3 separate regions of the Mus musculus genome follow, and regions 2 and 3 are each linked to region 1. Evidence: chromatin loops called from intact Hi-C (ENCODE). Cell type or tissue: left cerebral cortex. All regions are shown on one strand.

Region 1 (8,000 bases):
ACTTGGTTTAAATAAATAAAAAGGTTCACACAGGCTAATAAAGAGGACGGTTTGCTACATGCAGGGAACCGCTCCCCCCCCCCCCCCAGGCCTGCTCATCCTCTTCCTAGCTTTGCTTGCCCAATGCAAACATAGATAAGTACAAGGTTTTGCAGGAAGTGCTGTCTTGACACTGGACTGCACGTATCAAGTGCTGCAGCCCTGCTGGAGGGACTGGCCATCTAGGGCTGGAGACCGACCAACGTGATGGGATCCAAGGCTCTCACTAACAGGAAATGGACAAATCAGCAAAATCAAACTAGTCAAACTCATCCCCCACCTGCTGGGTGACGGTGTGCCAGGCGTTGCCACTTTCCTGGGAAAATACTCTAAAGTTCAAAGACATATTTATTTCTGTGCTGCCAGAGGTGAGTGTGGGCACCTATTTCAGGCCTGAGGACCTATCAGGGTAGACGGGAGTCATAGCCTTCCGATTCTGTCAAACTACTTAAAGGTTCTGAGTGCCTTGTAAACCATTCTATTCCAATCTCTGTGGCAGTTCCCCAGATGGTCTAAACTACTCCTGTCTGTGCACTGTCCCAGCCTATCCATCCTGTCAGCCACTCGCTTCTGTCCACCCTCCTCAGCATCCACACACCTAACTTCTCTCCCCTCCCCATCCCAGGTACCCATACGCAGCAAGCGTTGCCAGCCTTCAACCTTTCCCTGACCCAACTAAGAAACCTGCCTCGAGGAGCCAATCCAACCGAAGCTTCGAAAGTATCTGAGGGCCAGAGAGTAGGTTCAGTTGCTAGAGGGCTTATGTAGCCTATACAAAGCAGTCTTCCGCTAGAACAGTATGCTAGAACCTAGATGAGATGCTGTGGACAGGGTTCTCTCTGGCCTCTCCTAGGGCAAGGAGATCTCTAAAAAAGAAGGAAATCAGCCAGGCATGGTGGCATATGCCTTCAATCCCAGCACTCGGGAGGCAGAGGCGTAAGCAGGAAGGCTTCTGCTTGTGCCAGGCCAACCACAGCTATGCAGTTAAGACCCTGTCTCAAACCCCTCCCATCATCCATCCAAAGAAGCTGACGGAAGCACAAACAGCTTCTACCCCAGTGTTCAGGAGGCGGAAATACAAGAATTGGGCTAATGTGGGCTCCCTGCAACAACAGAGACTGAAAACTGTTCAATGGGCCCCGCACTGTAGACAAGTCACCCCAACTTTCACATGAGCTGTGGCATGCACAACCACATTCACACCCACAAAAGCAATGTTAAAATTTAAAAATTTTTAAAAAATCTCAAAAGGAAGAGGGACTGGAGAGGTGGCTCAGCAGTTTGGATGCCGGATGCTTTCCCAGGGCCAGAACTCAGCTCCCGGCTGCCTCTGACTAACACTTACACTCCAGAGGCCCTGAGGCCCTGTGAGGGCACTGATGGGCACTCCCCACACACACACATACACACAGAGTTAAAAATTATATTAACATTTTAAAAATTGATTGTAGCACAATACATTTTTTTTTTGAAAGCAAAGAGAAAAGCTGGAAAAATCCAATTTTTCCACATTCTATTTCTCTTGTCTGGCTTATGTCCCTGTCATGGTGAGGCACACTGGTGACACTTTAAAGACAGGGATCAGCAGAGGCTGTGCAGAGGAGACGCATGACTGACCACACACCATGAAGCTGCCTCTGTACAGAGCAGACAGTTGTGACTGGTCCTTAGGAACCCACTACCAGCAAAAATCCCCAGTCCCTCAGGGCTCTGCAGGGAGGGAAGCTATTCTTTCACTCTGGGATAAGCATGGGTTCTCACACGCTGAACATCTCTGTTGGAGTCGCCAGAGAAGCCTGGGTACTACTGAGTGGTGAAATGCTGTCCACAGACCCTACCTTAGAACCCCAGCAGAAATCAATGCAGAGGGGAGAGGAAAAGGGAGAGATAGTTGTGACATGACCAGTGTGACAAGCTGGCAATCCTGAGAACACAGCTGTCTTGTGCTACAAGCCTGACCAGTGTCAGCAATCTGAAACAATGCCCAGAGCCCCAAAACAAACACAGAGGAGCTTGATGGCTTTGAAACTGCTGAGGTACAAAGGAGAGTTCCTGGACATACTTCTCAGCTTCAGTCAATCAGCAATGCTACCTAACAAAAGACATTTTCTAGGTCCACACTGTTTGCTTAAATTATTTTGAAGTGCACATACAGTCCATGCCAATGCAAACACCTAGTTCTTCTGGGCCTTCAGGAGATGCAGTCATCGCACTGCATCAAACCCAGAGTCCCCTGCCTGACAAACGTTTTCTGTACAGAATGTGCCAGGCTGCCGGGTGGGCGGGGCTCATGCTCCTCCCTCTTGCTTCTTCCTCCTTGGTCATGGGTTCTCAACTGCTACAGGTGAGTGAGGAGTCTCCCTCCACACCTGACACAAATGTACATACAGACCGTGTGCACAGGACAACCAATACCATTCATCAAAATGTGCTAGAAACACCCGACTCTAACTGGGTTCTGGCCACGGCCTACTATTAAGTGCCGTGGAAAGGTGGCAGGCACTGGTGACTACTGTATTATTCTCTGCAACTATGGAAGTCCTAGAGCAGGGATGGGATGGGGGGTGCTGAGAAGGACTGAAGTTTGATTCCAAGCCCGCCCATGGTGGCTCACAGACATCTCTAACCCAGGGCCTTGGCTGTCTCCCTTGGATTTTGGGTTGCTAGTGGTTGTCACCCAAACTCTTGTCCTGCCTCAGCTTCTAGGCCTGTGTGGCTTTAGATGGGTTTCTCTTGTAGGTGACAGGGTCTGTCTGCGTGGCCTCCCTGGCCTGGAACGTGCTGCATATCTCAGGCTGTCTGCCTGCTTCTGCCTCCTCAGAATTGGAGGTGTGAGCTACATAACAAGCCTTTGTCTTTCTTCTTAAAGGTTTTTCTTTGTGGGTGGGGGTGGGAAAAGGGTTAACTCTGCAGAGTTGGCTAGACGAGGCTGGCCTCCAGTTCAGAGATCCATCTACCTCTGCTGAGACTAAAGATCTGCAACCACGATGCCTGGCCGCCGCACATCCTTTTTTCTTTCCGTCCTTCCTTTTGGTTTGCTTGCTTGCTTGGCTGACTGGTTTGTAATTTCTATGTATGAGTTTTTGCCTGAGTTGGAGTCTATGCAAACTGCAGCAATGATGCTCTAGGTGTGTTTGAGAGCACAGCTTAGGCTCTGGACTTTCTTACACACACCAACAGCTTCGAGTCAGCCATCATCTAGAGAATGACAACCGCGATACAAGGTTAGACGCCATTCGTGTGACGCAACACTCAGACGTACAACTCTGATCCTATCCTATCCTTCTCTCTTAACCTTCCTATCTAGTGTGAGGCTGCTCTTCCCTCTATGGAACGCACGGCTCCTGACCCCACCCTTCTAACCTCTCTGTCTTTTCTCCTCACACCCCACATCCGTTGTGCGCTCTTGCTGAGGAGGCCTCTCTGCTTCCACTGCTCTCTGTTCTATGCAGGGCAGAGTGACCATGGCGTCCTTCACGACATCCCTAAAGCTTTGCCACCTGATTTCTGCCCTGACTTCACACTGTACTCAGCCTCGCCTCCCCTGCAGCACCCCCACCTTGTTCTCACTCCTTGAACCCACCAGGCACATCTCTACCTCGGGGCTTGAACTGGCTGTCTCTGAGCCTAGCATCCTACACAGCCTCTGTAGAACAGAGCCTGCCAAAATTAGCAGGCCGGCCGCTGAGACTGTCCCCACTCTATAGAGCATGCTCAGGAAAAAGTAGAGCCAGAGACTGCACCCTCTGCAGGACAATCAGGGAATGGAGGACAGCTGCTTCAGTGACTACAGAGACTGCACCCTCTGCAGGACAATTGGGGGACGGAAGACAGCTGCTTCTGTGACTTCAGGGACTATACAAGCTTTTGTCACAGTAGCAATTTCAATGCCAACAAAATCTGAACCCAGGAGATCAGAGACGTTCTTCAGGAATCTCCTCCCTCCCTGACGACGGAGAGAAAGCTTACCAGGCCAAGGTGTTTACTGGGGCAGGAGTAGCACCTGCCTGGCTCCTCCTCTAAAATGCTGAGGAGCCTGAACAGGGCAGTCATAAATCCCTAGAACTACTTGGTTACTAAGACTACCCAGGAGAGCTGCAGAGGGGCCCTTTCATGAAATCATTAGCCAGCTAGTGACACTAACTGTCTCTGGTAAACTGTCACACGCTGGGCCTACTTCAACTGGCCCTCCCCTGACTGCTCCTTATTACTATGCTAACCTTCCTTTTTGATATAGGGTCTCTCTCCCTATCTCTGGCTGTCCTTGAACCTTTACTCACACTCACACACACTCACACTCTCTCTATATATGTGTGTGTGTGTGTGTGTGTGTGTGTGTGTATAAAATCAGGTTGGTCTCGAACTCACAGAGATCTTCTTGCTTCTGCCTCCAGAGAGCTGGGATTAAAAGTGTACATCGCTATTCCAGGCTAGTACGTTAAATCTGTGGCTGCTTCAAAGCAGATAAGAAGATTTGAGTCGTGGCCGCTGTACCCACAGAGTAAAAGACCGGCTCAGCCCCAACAGTGCAGACAGCATGAGCACATTGTGGGTCACACCGACCCTTCCAGTGCTTCGTCCGAGATTAATGCTTGTATGCTTTAGCTAGCCCCAGGGTACACCAAAAGGCTCATCAGGTAAGACTGCTTACTGCCAACTGCAGGTTCATTTATGGGGCCCAAATGATTAAGATAGAACCAACTTTGCAGGGCTGACCTCTGACCTTCAGACAAGCACTATGGTGCATAAGTGCACATATACACATGTGCATGTTTGTATTTTCAAAAATGCTGGGCAGAGGCGCATGAGCGTGCGCGCACGTGGATGCACACACACGCACACACTCCCTCTCTCTGGTACACACACATTTGTATTCCTAAAAATACAGGGTAGAGGTGGGATTGTGGGCACGAAAGGCAGACGGCACTTGGCTGTGGCTATGGCAAAGTGGAAGGAGGAACGAGCAGAAGGCTGCAGAGACAATCACATGTTCTCCTTCTGAACCAGGGCTTGGCAGAAATACTAAGAGGCTCCGGCTGTGATCCAGTTTAAGGTGGAAGCACACAACAAACAGCAGCCTGCTTCTTCCCAGAGCTGAGACAAAATGGCCGTACTTGCCCTGGGGTTTAGCTTGCCTGGTGTATGTAAAAGGCTCTTTGCTGCAGACAGGAAGGACAGACAGCACCTGCTGCCCCACAGCCTCACACTTATTCCCACCTGTCCTGAATCACTTGGTCTTACTGTTCTGGAAGGTCTCAGAAAGCACACAGAGATGCGGGTCACGAGACCACCTTTTTGACTTCAGTAGGTCTACTCTTTCCACACACCTGTCTGTACAGCTCCCATTAGCCAGACTCCATCTCCAGAGACCTCGCATGGAGATGGGCTTCCAAGAGCATCTTGTTCTTCTCTGGCCTACCAGCCTAGGTGATTCCAATCTCTTGCCAACTGCTGATGCCCACAGCTGCCCATCCGACACAGCCCCCCTCAGGCCCCCCACCACTGAGGACAGCAGCAGGTGAAGCACATGCCCTCCGCACTCTGCAGTCCCTTCTATCATAAACGGCACTTGGCTTGTTTGCCCTCAGAGTTCAAATGTGAAGAGGACACTCTCAACCCTCAGCAAGTGGAATGCTGTCTAAGGAGACACCACAGGCAGCTCCATACCACAGCGTCTCAGCACACCTCAATGCTGCCTCCCTCCGGCCCTGATGGCACCCAGTCACCTCAGTCCTTGCTGGTCCACAACACAGTTCATTCAGCCAATGAGAGGGCCTAGGGAAGCAAGCACAGCAACCCAGAGGGGGCAGAGACCTCTCAGCCATAGGGCACCCACACCTGCAGTGTGCTACCTGTTTCCTGCTGTGACACTCAGCAAGGCACGCAGCCCCTCAGAACGTTTGTTTCCTCATCTACAGGCAAAGTATGCCTGAGCATTTAGGAACAATTCAAAAGTAGCTCTCCTCACTGGGCCAAGGACACTATTCACAACTTTAAGCATGTCTACTTCAAGAACCAACTACCCCTGTGTTCTCAAGCTAAATACAGCTGTTTAGGATCACCTATGCTTTCCTGATTGACTGACTGTACGTGTGCCTGAGTATAATGTACATGTGTGCAGGTGTCCTAGGAGGCAGAGTAGGATGCTGGATCCCTTGGAATTACAGGTGGCTGTGAGCTGCCTGATGTGGGTCCTCTGTTAAGAACAGCAAATGGTTTTTAACCACTGAACTATCTGTCATCCTCCTTACCTATACCTTTAATGTCTCTTTAAAAAATAACATAGTGCATACATGGAGGTCAGAGAACAACGTGACAGTTGGTTCTATTGTTTCACCACGTGGGTCAGGCTCAGCAACAAGTACCTTAACCACTGAGCCACCCACACACATGCCTTTCAGGCTCACTATTAGACAAATCTCTACTTGTAGCCATTGCAGTTTCATATACACATATGCATATATCTATACATATTCAATTTATTTGTTTTTGCATGTATGGGTATTTTGCATGTGCATGCAGTGCTGGTAGAGGCCACAAGGTGGAGTCAGATCTTCTGGAACTGAAGTAAGGATGGTTGTGAGCTGCCATATAGGTGCTGAGAACTGAACCTGGTTCTCTGGAAGAACAGCCAGTGCTCTGGACGCTGAGCCCTTCTTTAATCCCTCTATACCAATATTTGTCTTTTTGCTTGTTTGTTTTTTCGAGACAGAATGGTCTCTCTGTGGAGCCCTGACTGTCCTGCCTCAGCCTCCTGAGTGCTGGGGTTAAAGGCATGTGGCAGTACTCGGAGGTAGTTCCAGTACCGCCAAAGCCATCTGTGACTGTGTCGTCCACTCCTCTTCAGAGAAGCACACGGGAAGCGGCCGACACGACCCATCACTCACAGCTCCCTGCATCACTGTCACTCTCCCCATATGGCTGTCTCAGCCACTTCTAAGCTCAGGTGACCTCTGCGAACCCCTTTCCTTACCCCTGTTCTGTTCCACTCCTCCTGCCAACACTTGCTTTCCTGCTGTAAATGACACAACTGAAGTTCTGACTCAAACTTGACTCTGAACTGCTCTGCGAGCAGCTAATCTTCCTGCTGCATGGTCAGTGTGGGCAGGGATCGGCACTCTAATCCTCGGGCTGATTGGACAGTGAACTGCTCTACTTACAGCAATGTGGTCATTACTCACTGACCACTGCCTGTGCCATTCCAAAGGAGGAAGTCAACACATCTCGATGGACACAGAAAACATAGCCAGATGTTTCATACTTTTTTCTGAGTAAGATTTTGCTTGGTTTAAAAACAACAACAACGCTTGTCCCAATGTCTCTTTAAGATAAAGTTTCACGGGTTTGGTGAGATGGCTTGGCGGGTAAGAGCACTGACTGCTCTTCCAAAAGGTCCTGAGTTCAAATCCCAGCAACCACATGGTGGCTCACACCCATCCGTAATGAGATCTGACGCCCTCTTCTGGTGCATCTGAAGACAGCTACAGTGTACTTATGTATAATAATAAATAAAAATCTTAAAAAAAAAAGATGAAGTTTCACATTATTAATCCAGTCTGCCCAAGCCTTCCTGGATATCATCTGGAATGTGTATAGTGCGGGGACGGCACAGCACATACGCGCAAGTGAGGACAACCTGCACTTTCCTGGTGTTTGAGTCTTGGCTTTCTCAGCACCTCCACTCTCTGATCGCCTCACTGGCTCAGAAGCTGATTTTATTTGCATTTAAGATGAGTTAAAAGTGTATGTGTGGAGCAGGTGTGGTGGCGCTCCCAGCACTGGAGTGAGAGGCAGAGTCAGTTCTTCAGGACAGCCACCGCTATACAGAAAAGCCCTGCTTCGAAAAAACAACGAATGAATGAATGGATGAATGAATGAATGAATGAATGAACGAACAAGCAAGCAATTAATCAACCAAATTTATGTGTATGGATGTTTGCTCTGCATGCCTGGCACCTGTG
Region 2 (8,000 bases), 200 kb before region 1:
CGGGGAGGGAGGAGGGGGGAGAGAGGGGTGTTGGCTGAGAATGAAGGCCAGTCCTTGAGTCGCTCTGCCTCCCACAGGAGAAGGAGGAAGAGGAGGGCATCTCCCAGGAGTCCTCTGAGGAGGAGCAGTGATCACCACTCGCAGTGCCGCCTGCTCCATAGCCACTGAGGAGCAGCTGTCCCCTGGGACTGGAAGCCCTGCTCCCAGGCCCCTCCCCGCCCCCACTGCACACTACCGCACCAGGCACCAGCTGCAGGCTCTGCTCCGCAGCACCCAAGGGAGCAGGATTCGGCTCAGTCCCTGTGCCCTCCTCCCGAACACACCTGCCCCATCCTGACAAGGCTAACTTCCCATTTAGCCGCAGCCCGACCTGCTGCGCACCTCCCTCAGAGCCGTGGCTCTCTGGGCGCTTTGTTTTGCGGGTCCCTTCTGCCCTGCTGTTCCTGGCTTCCCCGTAGAGGGTCCTGGGAGCATTCCCTGGCCTTAAGGGGCCCCAGCCCCATCTCACTCTGACAAGGCCCAGTGGCTGACCTAGCAGCAGCAGTGTGGTCAGGGCAGGGGATGCTTAGATCCCAGCATGTCCCCACCAAAGTATCACCGGGTGGGTTTCTCAGCCCCTCCTGCCCCACCCTACAGAGATCATGCACTGGGTTGGCTGAGCCCCTTGACAACAGGAAGTAGGATGATGTTGGCTCCACCCACTTTAATGTTCTCACCTGAGACTAGACAGATGGGGTTACCGCCCATCTCCAGAGTAAGGGCCTGTTCTCGCCTCCACCAAAGGCAAACGGGCACCAACACGCCTCCCCCAGTCCACTCTAGGCTGTTCCTTCCTCCCGCAGGGCACTAAGGAGCTAGCCTTGCCGCCCCCTCCTTTTCGCTCCTCCCTGCCCCCCATGGTTCTGGTTCCATCTTCTCCTCTGTTCACAAACTACCTCTGGACGGTTGTGTTGTTTTGTTTTTGTTCCATGTTCATTCTTAGATACCCACTATTGCTGCTGCTACCAGCGTCAGATGTTCATCCTCCTGAATTTGCCTGTATTCTCTCCCCCACACAATACACTCGAGGGGAAGGGGGGCTGGGGCGCAGCAGACTGGTTACCTACCCCACACTAAGGAAGATGGGGCCCCACCCCGTGGATGCTGCAGCAGAGTGAGGATGGGGGCCCACTTTGATGGGAAAAGGGTGTAGGGCCACCTCCCCTTGTTCTGTGGGGGAGGGGTGGCCAGTATTTGTCCCAGCCTGGGGCTTCCTCCCTGGTTTCTTATTTGCAGTTACTTGAATAAAAAACAAATAGCCTTTTCTGGACAGTCTCTGGTGTAAGGAGCATTCACAGTAAAAGGGGCGGGGCCGACTATGACCCTTCCCTGCCCCACCCTGCAATGGAGTCCACCCAAGGAGGGCAACTTGAAGCCACAAAAGTTTTTATTTACAAAACATATACACCTATACATCTGGACCTGTCACCGTGGGAATAGGCTAGTGTGGAAGAGCGGCTGCCTGGAAGGCTTGGCTCGGGGCCAGCTGTAGGTGGTTAGAATAGACAGATGCTCCTGTACCTATCTGGGTGAGTGGTGGAGTGTGGACGGTCATGTCTTGATGTCCAGCAGGGGCATCCGCTTGTGCTGGTAGCTGCTCTGCCAGCCATGAACCACCTGTCAGGAAGAGCAAGCCACTGCAGCCTCACTGCTGGCAAGTATTTGTAAGGATGACCCATGACCTGGTTGCTTAGAGTGAGGAACTGGCCTCCTGTTGCAACGTGGTTCTTAGCCAGAAATGTAGCTCACCTTGGGGTCTCCCACATCAGAGAGCAGCTCCTGCTCAGCTTCCTGGAGTTCTTCTGCAGGGTCATAGCTATACATGGGAAGCAGATGATGGCGAAGCCGGTCCACCCTGGGAGCGGGAGCACAGGAACCTCAGCCCCGCACTATCCGGTGTCTCCTCCCCTCAAACCACTGGGCCAGAAAGGAACCCATTTCTGCTAGGGTAAAGGGTATTAGTACCAGGGAGTTAGGGCACTCACCGCTTTTTCTTCTGCACATACATTACCTGTAACAGAGACACGTACTATGGGGCTGGGGAGGCGAGCACTGCCCAGTCTCAAGACCCACTTCCACACCCTTAATAACAGCCGAGATGCTGTGGCCACCAAACCAGGCCCACCCAGCAGCCACCCCAGGCAAGTCTGAGGATTCCTTACCACGGCCACCACCACCCCGACCAGGGTGATGAGGAAGAAAGGCCCCAGCACATAGCCCACCATAGAGTCGCTGTTGGCCTGGGGGGCATTGGGCACTGTCGTGTTACTCATGACATCAGTAGCCAGATGGCTGAATGGATGGACTGCATGGGCAGTGGTGGCCTCGGGAGGGCGCCTCCTCTGGGCTCCCTGGGGAGGAGGAAGGGAGGATATCAGCTGTACCTGTGGTGACAAGCAGGTCTGGAAATCCCGGAAAACTTAAAGCCAAACACTAATGACCCCGAGGTAACCAGACAGGCCCAGATCCCATCCAGGCTTGGTTCCGGCCCAGCGTCTTACAAACAAGAGGGTGTGGCTTAGCTTGGATGCCTGGTAGACATTTGCAGGTATCAACTGCTTGGGGAAGGTTAGGTGCAGGTGCACGGCTAAATGGAGAGAAAGAAATAGCTGGGCCTTCACTGCGGTGGAGGGGTGAGTTAGGATCATGTGAAGGGGTTCTGGTTCCGTTCCCCCACGGTATGAAGGAGCCACAGGCCTGCATCCTTGTCCCTGGTGTAATCCTATCCACGGTCCTCAGCATCGCTCTCAGGTACGAGTGTGGACATTGTGTACAGATGGACAGTATCTAATCTAGATGAGGTCACCTGCCTCTAGTACACCCGGGGCTCCGCCTATGTCCCTACCCTCTCGGCCAGGGCTGACAGGCAGAGGTGGAGAGGGTCGCCCCCATCGACAGAAACGCGATCATCCTCGGGCGGCAGCACTGAGATGGCTCAAGTTCCTGTCCCAGACTCTCAGAGAGAGGAAGAGGTACTGGCTGACTGCCTCATGTCCATGGGTCAGTTTTGCCAGTTCCCAGTTGCGAGCTCCCCGTCTCAGGCCGAGGGGGGCGAACCAGAACCGAAAAGGTATGAGGCCACTCTTAGGATGCTGCTGGCCCGCCTGGGTGGGCAGATGGTTCCCAGCTGCGGGGAGGATCGGGGGTATTGGGGAGGGGATATCGAGGGGCCGATGCCCGCCTAGATACCTTGGGACCCCGGCACCCCAAGCTGCTCCGTGCGGGCGCGCTGCTGCCCATCCAACCCGGCCATGCCTTACCTCCCGCCGTGCAGCCCTGACAGCAACACCTTGGGTTGGCCCCGGCCCCGGAAGAGTCCTCCAGCGCGTGATCAAAGGAGCGGGAGAGAAGGCGGGGCCTTGGCGCCCCAGTCCAGCATGGTGGCCAATCCGGATGCGGGTGGGCGGGCCGGACGGGGTCCTGCAGCGTCCACGCCGCGGCAGCAGGGGGCGACCGAGGGCCGCGCAGCGGGAAGGTTGCGGGACGGCGCGCTTTCCCGGCTGCACACGGGCGGGCGGGGCCAGTGGTCACCGCAGGATCCTGGCGACTGGTTGTCCGCGGGTAGAGGCGGTGGCCGAGGGCCTCATTCCTTTCTGTCCCCGCGTCTTCAAAGCAGGTTGCCGTGAAACTGAAATGATGGTGTGGGACTGGAGCCCAGCACATCCCTGTGGCCCGAATGCTAAGCTCATTGAAGCACTTTCCCCACTGTGCGATGAGGGGAAGCACAGATGGAGCAGCGGGGTCACTTGCTTGAGTCAGGGGCAGCTCAGTAAGCCTGTGTCCAAGCTGTGATCGTCTGATTATTAAAGTTACTTAGACTGGACAACTCTGAGTAAGAAGATCACGTTTGGGGGGGAGAGATAGATCAGCGGTTAAGAGCACTTAATTACTCTTACTGAGGACTCAGGTTAGGTTCCCAACACCCACGAGGTGGCTCACAACCATTTCCAGAGGATGCAATACCCTCTTCTGTGCCCCGAGAACACTAGGCAAAGCAGGTGATACCGGCAAAGCACATATCAACACGGGATGCAACAAAATTTATTTATTTAGTCCGTGACTAAGTCTCATGGCGATCATCCTTGCAGGCTTGGAACTCTCTGTGCGTCTGTGTGTGAGCCTCCTGGATGCTAAAATAGGCATGTATCACCATGCTGGGGGACAGAGCCCCCTCCCTCTTTCTCTTGTATCCCTGACATCTTGAATTCCTGATTCTCCTACCTTCAGGTCACCTCCTAAATGCTGGGATCCTGGGCTTCCCAAATGGTAGCCAAGCGTTCTACCAACAGCGCTACCTCTTTCTCCCTCCCACCCTCCCACCGTTTCTCCTCCTCTCCCCTCTCTCCCTCCTCCTCACCTCCACCCACCTCTTCTTTCTACTGCCAGAGTGTTGAGATTAAAGGCCCGTTCGTCACACCAGCAGGACATATAATCACAGCATGGAACCTACACTTACTCTGAGTGGGCATTATAGTTTATGCATACATACCTATAGTCCTGCCCCAGGCCTCTTCTCCCCCTGCCTAGGTTGAAAGCCATCTAACATTGGTGGTACTGAAGCAAAGCCTCCTGAGTCAATCAGATGGTAATCAGGACAAGGGACAGCCTAGGTGCCCTATTCTTGCACAGAAACCCCAAGGGGCAGATGTGAGGTACCCTGAGCTAGCCCCCCTTGCTACTTCCTGCCTGCCATGTGGTTATGAGTGAGTTCCTCTGTCTGGCCCTGCCTGGATTGCCTCAGACCTTTCTGGAGAAGGATAATTGACAGCAGGTCAGGTGCAGAGGTAGACCCAACAGGGAAGCATGGCCGATGGGAACCTTGACAAACTTCGTCCTCAGACAGCACCACCTGACTGGGGGTAGGATGGGGAGAGGGAAAGAATCAATGAAACCCCTCAGCCTGGAGGTTGCAGGGGCATCCGCTGTCACCTTCAGCAAAGAGACGAGACACCTTAGGCTGTAGACCTTCAAGGATGTCGGAGATTTTAGAAGTGGGGCTCCTTCCTCCGTTGTCCAGATCCCCAGCTTGTGTTTGTTGTCGGGACTTTTGCAGTTTAACTTTTCTTTTCTCTAGACTTCTCTGCTTCCACCTCCGGAGTTCTATGACAGCTGTGCGCTACAAGGTATCCAGCATGTCTGGAAGGCTAGTTCATGTATTCAAAGGGCCAGGGTCTCGGGGGCCTGGCCTCAATCCTAGAACAGAAACTCTGATAAGCTAGGAAGGGCAGGGAGCAGCCTGAGGCCCCAGGCAGTGTGACAGCCAGCATCTTGTGAAGGACAGGGAACATGGTGGGTACGGGGTCTCTTCCTGGATGCTCTGGGCTGGCAGCTGTTCCAGAGCTGCATTTATCATTTTACATTCAGATTTTTTGGGTTTTGTGTTGTGTCTTGGTTAAGGTGTCTATTGCCGTGATGAAACACCACAACCAAGGAGCGAATTGGGCAGGAAAGGGTTTTCATAGCATTGTCATCAGAGGAAGTCAAGAGAGGAACCCCAATGGGGCAGGAAGCTGGAGGCAGGAGCTGAGGCTGCGGCCATGGAGGGGTGCTGCTTACTGGCTTACCCCTCACCATGGCTTTCTCAGCCTGATTTCTTAGAGAACTCAGGACCACCAGCACAGGGATGACGCCACTCACAGTGGGCTGAGCCCTCCCCCATCAATCATTAATGAAGAAAATGGCCAAACGGCTTGCCTACAACCTGATCGTATGGAGGCATCTTCATGACAGAGGCCCTCTCCTTTCAGATGACTTTAGCTTGTGTGAGGTTGGCACAAAACTAAGCAGCACAGTGTGTGTGTGCTGTGAAGGATCGGACCCAGGACCTTAGGCACACTTTGGGTACCTCCTGTGGGTGCCCTGCCACTGAAGGACACCCCAGGCCCACTCCTTTTGCTTGCCTCCTTACCCAGACTGCATCTGAGGTCATTGTTGGGACTGGAGTGGCCATCCTGAAGGTCCTTTTTGCTCTGAGCCCTTCCGCACAATACTTGCCAAATAAAAGAAACCAAGAAGGCTGGGCTGTTTCCAAGTGACACAACTTCACAATATGCTCAGCAAGGCAAAGGTCCAGGAAGCCAAAGGCAGTCAGGACCGGGTGTCCTTTATATGGACGGACCTAAGGGACCAGCGCTGCAGCTCTGTGCAAGGTACTTGCTTAGGATGCGAGAGGTCCTGTGTTCCACTCCCAGCAATCCTCAAAAACCACTTTAAAATCCCAGAGGAACAGGTATGGTGGCATACATATTTAGTCCGCAGCTTTCAGGAGGCAGAGGTGGGCAGAGTTTGAGCTAGCCTGGTCTATATAGAATTCCAGGGCAGCCCGGAGAAAGACCCTGTATCAAATAAATAAACAGAACGAAAAAACCTGGAGGTACTGTGAAGAGGCAGGAAAAGAAACCAGCTCAAGCAGAGGCAGGTGGATTTCTGAGTTTGAGGCTAGCCTGGTCTACAGAGTGAGTTCCAGGTCAGCCAGGGCTACACAGAGAAACCCTGTCTCGAAAAAAAAAAACAACAAAAAAAAGCAGAGGAAGAAGGATCCCGTCTCAGCTCAGCTTCTCACGCACTATGTGCTGCCTGGTTAGTTTTTTTTTTTTTTTTTCCTTCCTTCCTTCCTTCCTTCCTTCCTTCCTTCCTTCCTTCCTTCCTTCCTCCTTCCTTCCTTCCTTCCTTCCAAGATTAGGATTGCATGTAGCTCAGGCTAGCCTCAGGTTCGTTATGTAGCTAAAGGTGGGCCGCCTGGCTCTGTCCGAATGAACTCCTAGCGTGTGCATCCATGGCTGGCTGCCCCTCGGTCCTACCATTGGTTGTTTTAGAGTTGGAGGCTCTAATCTCCAATATCACAAGCATATTGTGAGCCCCATGGGAAACGGGACAGTCCAGGCAAAGCGTCAGCTTCAGGTCCTCAAACCCACTCTGGGGTAAAGGGTCAGGGGGCTCCTGCACATGCGCCACAACAGTCGCTGGCCCTGGAGTTTGTGGAAGTGGGCATGGCCTTTGTTCTGGATCTGTTTCTTCTTGTCAGCTCACCCCTGCGGTCCGGAATTCTGCCCGTGCCCCTGGGCTTGTGGCCATGTTACCCCAGTTCTTCCAGCAAAGCAAGCTGCGAGTCTGTCTTGTGTCCCGGCGTCTGACCCTGCTCCGCTCCTCTAGCCTCTTACTCCATAAGTTTTCTCCCTTCTTCCATGGCTCCCAAGGTAGCTTGTTTTGCACCAAGGTGCTAGAAAAGCATGTGCACTGCCTCTGTCTCTGTCTGTCTGTCCATCCGTCCGTCCATCCGCCAGTCCGACTCTCTGTATTGGGATGCACTGAGTGGATAGAGTGACTGTTGCTGGTCACAAATTCCATTTACTGTGTCTTCAAGATGCCACTCAGCTCTGTTTTCTCCTGCGTGAATTTCCAAGGAACCCCCAGCTATGGTGGCGGGGAGCCTCTCCTCTCTGAAAGCACCTCGGAATGGGGGCATGTCCAAGGGGACACAGTCCAGTTTAGAGGCAAAGATCTGAGAGGCTTCCCAAAGTGGGGCACTGAACATGTGAACAGGAAACACTGCGGCAGCGTCTAATGCATTTGGGGAACTGCAACAAGTTCCAGGAACAGTCGGTCACCAAAGGCAGTCCTGTGGCACCCAATATGGTGGCCACTGCCATGTAAGGTCCCAGCTGGCCTTCCTGCCAGGCCCTCTGGCCTCAGTTTACCATTTTCACAGCACTGCCCACCATGTTACAAAACCAACAGTCACTGTCACTAAGCACAGCCTGGGCCACGGTGCTTCCTCATCCTCAGAAATCCTCAGACGTTTCCTCCTTTGGGAAGGACCCAGCTCACCCCTGAGCCTTTTCTGTTAACACTGAAGATCTTCCTTGCATACCCTAGGCAAGTTTTCTGCCAACCTACTTGCCCTCTCTGGACTGAAACGATGCAGAAGAGCCTGCCCGTGCCTCCTGAGTGCTGGGAGTAAG
Region 3 (8,000 bases), 120 kb before region 1:
CAAACTGTTCCTTCACGTAGCCTCGAGACTTGAGAGACTGCAGGACATAGACACATGTCAGTCAGCAGCTGGCTCCTCGGGAAGGGCAGACCTATTCCCACCTGTGTCCCTCTCCACACCTGCATGGCCTTCATTACATGAAGGTTGGGCACATTTTTGTCTGCCAGCTCCGGGTGCTTAGGCATGTGGACATCCTTTTTGGCGACCATCACGCCCTCCTTAAAAAGGAGTTCGTAGATGGCAATCCGATTCTTCTTAGGCATCAACATCTGCAAAAAAGACGTGACGGTTTAGCATCATGGCCAGAATCCAAATCACCACTGTCACAGGGTGAAAACGCCAGACAGGCACCATAGGGACCAGGTCCCTCCACCTCCACAGTTTGGAGGAAAGCTACCAGGAAGTTAATGCAATAGGGTCACAAAAGGCACCCATGTATCTGCTGTCACGGCTCTCACAGCCAAGTGACTGGGGGTGGGAGGTAGACACAGAACCTTGTCAACCATACTTGGGGGCCATCAGAACCAGAGGTCGTACCTAGAGCAAAATCGGGGGACTCCTTAAAGAATACAAGGAGGGGCCAGAGAAAGGGCTCCACTTCCTGCGCAGAGGGAGCACTAAAGTAACGGGCTCGGTGCTCCCCTGAAAAGTCCTCCCCAAAGGTAACGCAGAGACCGGAGGGTAGCAGGGAGGAGAGAGGGGGTCTGCCGCGAAAGGGACGCACGCAGGCGGGAGCCGAACCCCTGGCCCGGGCGCTTCCCGCCACACGTGGCCTTCAAACTCCTCTCCTCCACCCGCCGCCATCGGGACGCCGGTCTTCTTCAGTCGACTCTGAGTCGCAGAGCTGCGTCCCCCCACAAAAGCCCTCTGGGCACGGCGCGGCGAGCGGCTGGAAGGGCGAGTACGGCCTTCGCCTCCCCCGGAGGACGCGGGCCCTCAACGGCAGCGCTGCGGCCCGGATGGCGACAGATGGAGCCCGGACGCCGGAGGAACTCACCGCGGCGGCTGCAGGGTCCGAGGCGGAGGCTGGAAAGGAAGGGGCGTGCGCGGCGCAGCGTCTCTTCCGGGCTGCGCGGCTCCGCCTCCCTGCAGGACCCGCGCGCTGCCTGGGGTGCCCTCGGCAGTGCCTGAGGAGTGGGGACGGTGCTAGGACGCATGTGCGAGCCATCCCGCTACGCTTCCCGCCCCCTCCTCCACCCCGCCCCCACCTGGAGATTGCTAGCCCGTGAGTTGTGTCCGGAGCTGGGGTGCAGGCGCTTGGTGCAGAGAGGCCGGTCCGCATTGCCCGGTGGGGATGGAGGCGGAGGGCTAAGAGTTCAGGGATAGATTAGGCCAGCCTGAGCTACCTGAGACCTTGTCCCGGAAGGACAAAAAAAAAAAAAAAAAAAAAAAAAAAAAGCATACATGGCTGGTACACTTTTTACACATTCCAGACTCATTCGCAGGAAGAAACTGACATCCCCATTAACCCTGCTTATACTGGAGTAAATTTTACTTACGCTTCGTAAAGCCTCTCAAATAAGAAATGTTAGTCATGCTGGGCGTGGTGGCGCACGCCTTTGATCCCAGCACTCGGGAGGCAGAGGCAGGCGGATTTCAGAGGCCAGCCTGGTCCCCAAAGTGAGTTCCAGGACAGCCAGGGCTACACAGAGAAACCCTGCCTCGAAAAACAAACAAACAAAAAAAGAAATGTTAGTCATCAGGCAGGGTAGCGTCCAGGCGAGACACATCCAAGTAAGACCCTCCCTAAAAAAAAAAAAAAATAATAATAATAATAATAATAATAAATAATAGTAATTAATTTAAAAGGCAAGGCATGATGTGCAGTACGGATGCAGAGGCAAGCAGATCTCCCTGAGTTCAAGCCCAGCCTGGTGTAAACAGCGAGTTCCAGGCCAGCTAGAGGCACAGTCTCAAAACAAAACCAGCCATGCCCAAAGAAATGCACCCCACCTTGTTGATTTTAATTTCTAGTTCTCCTTTACCTGTCTGACTAAACGGTTTCTTTATTGTGTGTGTTCGCTTATTGCAGACAAGGTTTTGTTCTTGCCTCTGCCTCACAAATGCTGGCATTGCAGGCGTGCACCACCATGCCTGGTTGATGAGCTGTCTTCTCAACACCCCGGCCACAAGCACGAAGCCAGCATCAAATTAACTGACCATGCGTGGTGGCAGCACCGGAGGAGGTGAAGGACTGCCTCACCTCTGGTTGGGAGGACAGCTCCTGAAAATACTCCTTACAGACAATTTGTATTGTGTTGACATTTACTGTCTGTCAATCAACACGAAAGCCAAGGGGAGGAATTTTTCTCCCCTCCCCCGCCCCCATGCTGCTTTAACTTCTGTCTTTCCACCCACCGCAGGTCTACAGTTGTCTGATGGGGGACTGAGATGGGCTGCCACAGTCTGGTCCTGCTCTGTAGCCTGGGCTGCGGTCAATCTTGAGATCTCCCAGCCACAGCCTCAAGTGCTGAGAAACCAGGTGCGGCTGTAAGCATCTAAAACAAGATAGTTCCAGGCGGAGTCTCTGACTGGCCGGCTGGAGATGAGGCTGGGCTGGAACTCCTAGCTACCCTCTGCTTCTGCCTCCCACGCTGCTGTTAACTAATGGGCCCTCCAGTTAGCTCATCCCAGGAAATCCATAAAAGCCTTTTGTTCCTGAGGACTCTGCTCTCCTTTGTGACCTTTGCCGGCTCCATCTGAATCTTTCCCGACAACTGTGCTCCCCAACCCCCACGCTTGGCTTCATCTCAGTTGTATTGGTTTTGTGCCAAGAGCTCCCAAATTTCTGGTGATGTAGGATAAATATCTTGGGATTCCCTGGCTACCTTGCAACTGCCAGACACCCAGGCCCCAACACTGGGCCTAAAAGCCGTTTGGGCTGAAGTGGATAGGAGCAATGCATGCATCAAGCAATATATATTTTTTAAAGATTTATTTATTATATGTAAGTACACTGTAGCTGTCTTCAGACACACCAGAAGAGGGTGTCAGATCTCATTACAGATGGTTGTGAGCCAACATGTGGTTGCTGGGATTTGAACTCCAGAACTTTGGAAGAGCAGTCAGGTACTCTTACCCATTGAGCCATCTCACCAGCCCCAAGCAATATTTAAACCCATAATATGCCAAGAACATACAAAGAAAATGACTGGAGCCTGGTAGGAGCGAATAGCGGAGTGGGAGTGGGGAAGCCAAAGCCTACATAGAAGACTCAGAAGAGGGAGGAGGCAGAGAAGGCTCTGTGTGGTAGAGAGCCAGGGTGACAACAGCCAGGACAATGTGACCTCGGCCGGAGCGGTGAGAGTCTGTGGCTCAGCTGGCACCATCCCAGCTTAGCCCTCAGGAAGCCCTGAGTGTTGTATAAAGTATAAACCTGGTGTGCTGTGGCTAAGACCCGGTCACCGCAGCTCTTGAGAGGTGGAGGCAGGAGGCCGGCAAGTACAAGCTTATCCTCAGCTACAGGAGGTGGGGGGGTGCCGGGGTGGTTAAGAGCACTGACTGCTCTCCCAGGGGTCCTCTGGAGGATTTCAAACAACAGCAGACGTGGTGAGGTATGTTTTAAAGAGACTGCCTTTGTAAGACAAACTGTAACAGAATCCTCTAGTGGACCCAAGTCAAAACACAACAAAGCTGCCCCTGAGGTTTAGAGAAATACCAGAGTCTCCCCTCAGTCCCTATGCTAACGGCTCTAGCTCTGGGTGCAGTCAGGAGCTCTGGAGCTGGCTCTTTACTTCAGAGCCTGAAGGCTCGTCTTTTATTATTATTATTATTATTATTATTATTATTATTATTATTTTAGCCGGGTGGTGGTGGTACAAGTCTTTAGTCCCAGCACTTGGGAGGCAGAGGCAGGAGGATTTCTGAGTTCAGGACAGCCAGGGAAACCCTGTCTCATTAAGAAGAAGAAAGAAAGAAAGAAAGAAAGAAAGAAAGAAAGAAAGAAAGAAAGAAAGAAAGAAAGAAAATAAATCTTAAAAAGAGAGAGAGCTGGTTCTTTCCCTTCAGCGTGGGGGGCAAAGGGTCAAATGGTCAGGCTCAGTGGCTCAGGGGCTCAGTGGCTCAGTGGCTCAGTGGCAAGTGCCTTTACCCACACAGCTACCTCAGAGGCACAACCATTGCAGTTTTATCCAGTGCTAGAGACTGAGCCTAGGCTTTTATGCTTGCCAGGGCAGACATATCTACAGTTGGCCTGGCACTTGTCTTCCTTCCTTCGTTTCTTCCTTTCTTTTACAGACCACGGAGTTACAGACAGATGTGAGCTGTCATGTGGGTGCTGGGATTTGAACCCAGTCCTCTGGAAGAGCACTTAGTACTCTTAAACAATGAGCCATCTCTCCAGCCCTGTATTTTTTTTAAATTGGTATGCAATATACAATACACCCCAGAGAGTTGCAACCCTTTGGGGAGGAGAAGTTCACATATTAGATATCCTGTATATCAGATATTTATAGTATAATTCATAACAGTAACAAAATTACAGTTATGAAGTAGCCAAAAAAATACTTTTATGGTCGGGCCACCATAACATGAGGAGCTGTACTAAAGGGACACAGTATTAGGAAGGTTGAGAAAATCTTACTGTTGAAAGTATGTAAGCCGACCTGGTGGCCCAGATGTAGCTGAGCAGCTGAAGTCGGGAACCCAGAGCAGAAGCCGGGGTCTAGGTTCTTGGGCCTCCTAGGGTTCTCCCCAGGCGGGAAATCAATAAAGATAGTTGGTATTGGCTTAGTTCTTAGGCCTTTAAATCGGGAACAGGAGGAGGCCTGGGGGAGCAGCGCCCCCTATGGGCACAACCTTGGTAGCGCCACTGACCCCCTGGGGCTTTAGAGGCAAAGGATGCAGACAAACTCTTCCCCCTCAAACAATAACCCAGATAATGCTCTGCAGACAGCTTGTGTTTCACCTCTTCGCAATCGCCCTTCACACACCTAGAATAGCTTTCCGAGCCTGGAGCGCGGCGCCTCTTCCCACCCACACAGAGGCTCCTCGGAAGAGCCATCTGTGCTGCAAGGCCCCATTAAAGCTCTCAGCGCAGGAGGTTGTGGTTCGTAGGTAGACAGCGCCTGGTATGCTCCCAACGCAATCGCGCACCCACGCGTGCTTGCGTCGTCTACATCTGGTGCGTTGGATAAGGCTTCGACTCTTCTGCGTGGAGTCTGGTGGTCCCCTCCACACAGGAAAACCATCCAGGGTTGACCCTGTAGGGACCACACCTTTACCTGTTTTGGATAGTGCCTCTACCCCAGCCTGCCTCTGTGTCTCTCCTCCACTAGATTAAACCAGCGCCAAGGTGAGAAAAGCAGAGGCCGGGAAATGGGTACCAATTTATAGCCCATTAGATCTTTTGTCTTGTGTCCTGGATTCGTTTCGTGAATGATGATTCTGCACACTGTCTCTATGGCCTGGGACTCGTCTGGAACGCTCTTATAGTCCACAGCTGGCTTTAAAACTGTGGCAGTCCTCCCTCCTGCCTCTGCTTCCCTACTGCTGGGACACAAGGTATGTGCCACCACACCCTGAAAAGACCCTGTCTCCTCTCCCTCCTCCCCTAAACGCCTCCAGGCTGGCTTTGAACTCACAGAGATCCATCTGCTTCTGCCTCCATAGCGCTAGCATTAAAGGCTTGGGCCACCGTGCCTAGTCTGGCCTCAAACACACCATCCTCCAGCCTCTGCCTCCTGAGTGTGGGGGTATTGCAAGCACATGAGACCACTTGGCTTTAAAACTGACCGTCGGGGCTGGAGAGATGGCTCAGTGGTTAAGAGCACTGACTGCTCTTCCAAAGGTCCTGAGTTCAAATCCCAGCAACCACATGGTGGCTCACAACCAACCCTAATGAGATCTGGCGCCCTCTTCTGGAGTGTCTGAAGACAGCTACAGTGTACTTACATACAATAAATAAATAAATCTTAAAAAAAAAAAAGAATTAAAAAAATAAAACTGACCGTCATAGGACTCAGTGGGTAAAGGCTCTGACAATGGAGAACCGGCAGCAAAATGTCCGCCCACAATATGTGTGTGTGTGTGTGTGTGTGTGTGTGTGTGTGTGTGTGTGCTAGTCCACAAAGGCTATCTCTATTCCTGTTAATTTTTTTTTTTTGAGACAGGGTTTCTCTGTGTAGCCCTGGCTGTCCTGGAACTCACTTTGTAGACCAGGCTGGCCTCGAACTCAGAAATCCGCCTGCCTCTGCCTCCCGAGTGCTGGGATTAAAGGCGTGTGCCACCACGCCCAGCTCTGTTAATTTTTTAAATGACCTTTTTGAGGGGCTGAACAGATAACCTTGTTAGTTAAAGGCACCTGCTGCTCTTCCACAGGACCCAAGTTCAGTTTCCAGCACCCAGTGAGTCTACTTCCAACAGCCTGGAACTCCAGATCCAGAGGATCCAATACCCTCTGCTGGTATCCGTGGGCACCTGCACACACGTACGGTTCACACACACACACACACACACACACACACACACTGGCACACAGGTGTGCGCACACACAGATTTTAAATCACCATTTTAGATGCACAATTCAGAGGTCCTGAGACTCACCATGTAGACCAGGCTGGTCTCGAACTCACAGCAGTCCTCCTGTGTCTGCTTCCCAGGTGCTCGGATTGAGGCGGGCAAGCACTACCGTGCCTGGTGTTTATTTATAAAGTTTGACACAGGGCCTCTTGTCATTTAATTATTATTATTATCATTGTTATTATTACTATATAGCCCAGGCTGGCTCACACTTGGTATGCAGCCAAGACACCTTTGAATTTCTGAGTCTCCTGCCTCAGCTCCCAGATCCTGGGCTGCAGACATGAACCGCCACATGCTGCTGACGTGGTGCTGAGTTCTGGGTGTTTCAAACCCAGGGCCTCATGGCTGAAATCCTGATCCTCTCACCTCTACCTTCTGAGTGTTGATCTGACAGGCCTGGGCCACCTCACCATCTCTTACTCTGGCTGCCTGGTTTCCCTGTGGCTGTTACTGGTTTGTCCTCACCTTCTTGCATTGTGGGCATCACTGGTCACCCAGGGTAAACCCTGCCTGCCACATCTTGGTGACCCTACAGCTGCTCTCTGAGCTGGTGGTAGACTAGGCTAGAAGGTCCACAAAGCCTCAGCTTGGGGCCTCTCTCCCCTACTGGCAACATACTGTTCAGTGATGGGGGCTTCCTTCTAGCCCAGTAGAAGCTTCCAGACAGAAGCAAAAACAGGAGCTGTGAGCCTCATGTCAGAGCAAGCAGGAGCTGTGAGCCTCATGTTGGAGCAAGTCTGGAGACCCTCTGGGACTCAAGAGGAGGAACACAGATTGTATTCTGATGAACAGAGTGGTAGGGAGCACTGCCATTCTTGAAGATTCCAGATCAGGCTGGTGAAATGGAGAGTGGTGGAGCCTCCTGCCATACTGGGTGGGGGTAGCTTGGACACATGGTGAGGGACAAGAACACACACACACATATACATATACACACATACACACATATAGACATACAAATACACACACACACATATACATATACACACATACACACATATAGACATACAAATACACACACATACACACAAATACACACATATACATACATGCACATATATACACACACATACATACATATACACACAACACATGCATATACATACACATATACACACATACACATGCATGTACACACATACACACATATACACACATACACACATATACATACACACACAAATATACATACATGCACATATATACACACATACACACATATACATACACACACAAATACAAATACAGCCGGGCGTGGTGGTGCACGCCTTTAATCCCAGCACTTGGGAGGCAGAGGCAGGTGAATTTCTGAGTTCTAGGCCAGCCTGGTCTACAGAGAGTTCCAGGACAGCCAGGGCTACACAGAGAAACCCTGTCTCAAAAAACCAAAAAAAAAAAAAAGAAAAAACCCCACATACATGCACATATATACACACATACACACATACATAAGTAACACATATATACATCTACACACA

Evidence for each region. Hi-C counts contacts between places; a loop is a spot of excess contacts. Peaks named below come from ENCODE experiments on the same cell type or tissue, not always from the same donor. Only the 100,000 strongest peaks of a DNase experiment are listed, where the experiment ranks them.
Region 2: a loop joins it to region 1, with 2.3 times the contacts of the local background. A loop is called at or near these places in 10 of 42 quality-filtered maps.
Region 3: a loop joins it to region 1, with 3 times the contacts of the local background. A loop is called at or near these places in 6 of 42 quality-filtered maps.

What each region holds. Positions count from the first base shown.
Region 1 is chr17:27,758,068-27,766,067 of GRCm38, forward strand. All of the region lies in intron 4 of Ilrun (inflammation and lipid regulator with UBA-like and NBR1-like domains), which reads right to left. Among named protein-coding and RNA genes, the nearest start is that of Spdef, 33 kb to the left of the region's middle. In left cerebral cortex, CTCF peaks have their summits at 3,823 (motif pointing left), 6,575 (motif pointing right) and 7,502 (motif pointing left); DNase peaks (open chromatin) are centred at 2,286, 3,786 and 5,032; H3K27ac peaks cover 3,097 bases.
Region 2 is chr17:27,562,361-27,570,360 of GRCm38, forward strand. It overlaps Hmga1 (high mobility group AT-hook 1), which reads left to right. Exons shown (of 5, transcript NM_001025427.3): 5 at 78-1,312. The coding sequence ends at 131. It overlaps AI413582 (expressed sequence AI413582), which reads right to left and starts at 3,367. Exons shown (of 5, transcript NM_001002895.2): 1 at 3,300-3,367; 2 at 2,202-2,390; 3 at 2,025-2,050; 4 at 1,789-1,894; 5 at 1,409-1,656. The coding sequence starts at 2,312. The coding sequence ends at 1,591. In left cerebral cortex, CTCF peaks have their summits at 2,371 and 3,490 (motif pointing right); DNase peaks (open chromatin) are centred at 1,507, 2,434, 2,925, 3,454 and 1 more place; H3K4me3 peaks cover 2,408 bases; H3K27ac peaks cover 1,474 bases.
Region 3 is chr17:27,634,207-27,642,206 of GRCm38, forward strand. It overlaps Rps10 (ribosomal protein S10), which reads right to left and starts at 1,038. Exons shown (of 6, transcript NM_025963.4): 1 at 998-1,038; 2 at 120-269; 3 at 1-37. The coding sequence starts at 269. Gm15420 (predicted gene 15420) reads left to right here and starts at 1,038. Exons shown (of 2, transcript NR_167724.1): 1 at 1,038-1,225; 2 at 2,364-2,662. In left cerebral cortex, CTCF peaks have their summits at 1,111, 4,785 and 5,854 (motif pointing left); DNase peaks (open chromatin) are centred at 1,086, 2,143, 2,546 and 5,026; H3K4me3 peaks cover 1,599 bases; H3K27ac peaks cover 4,656 bases.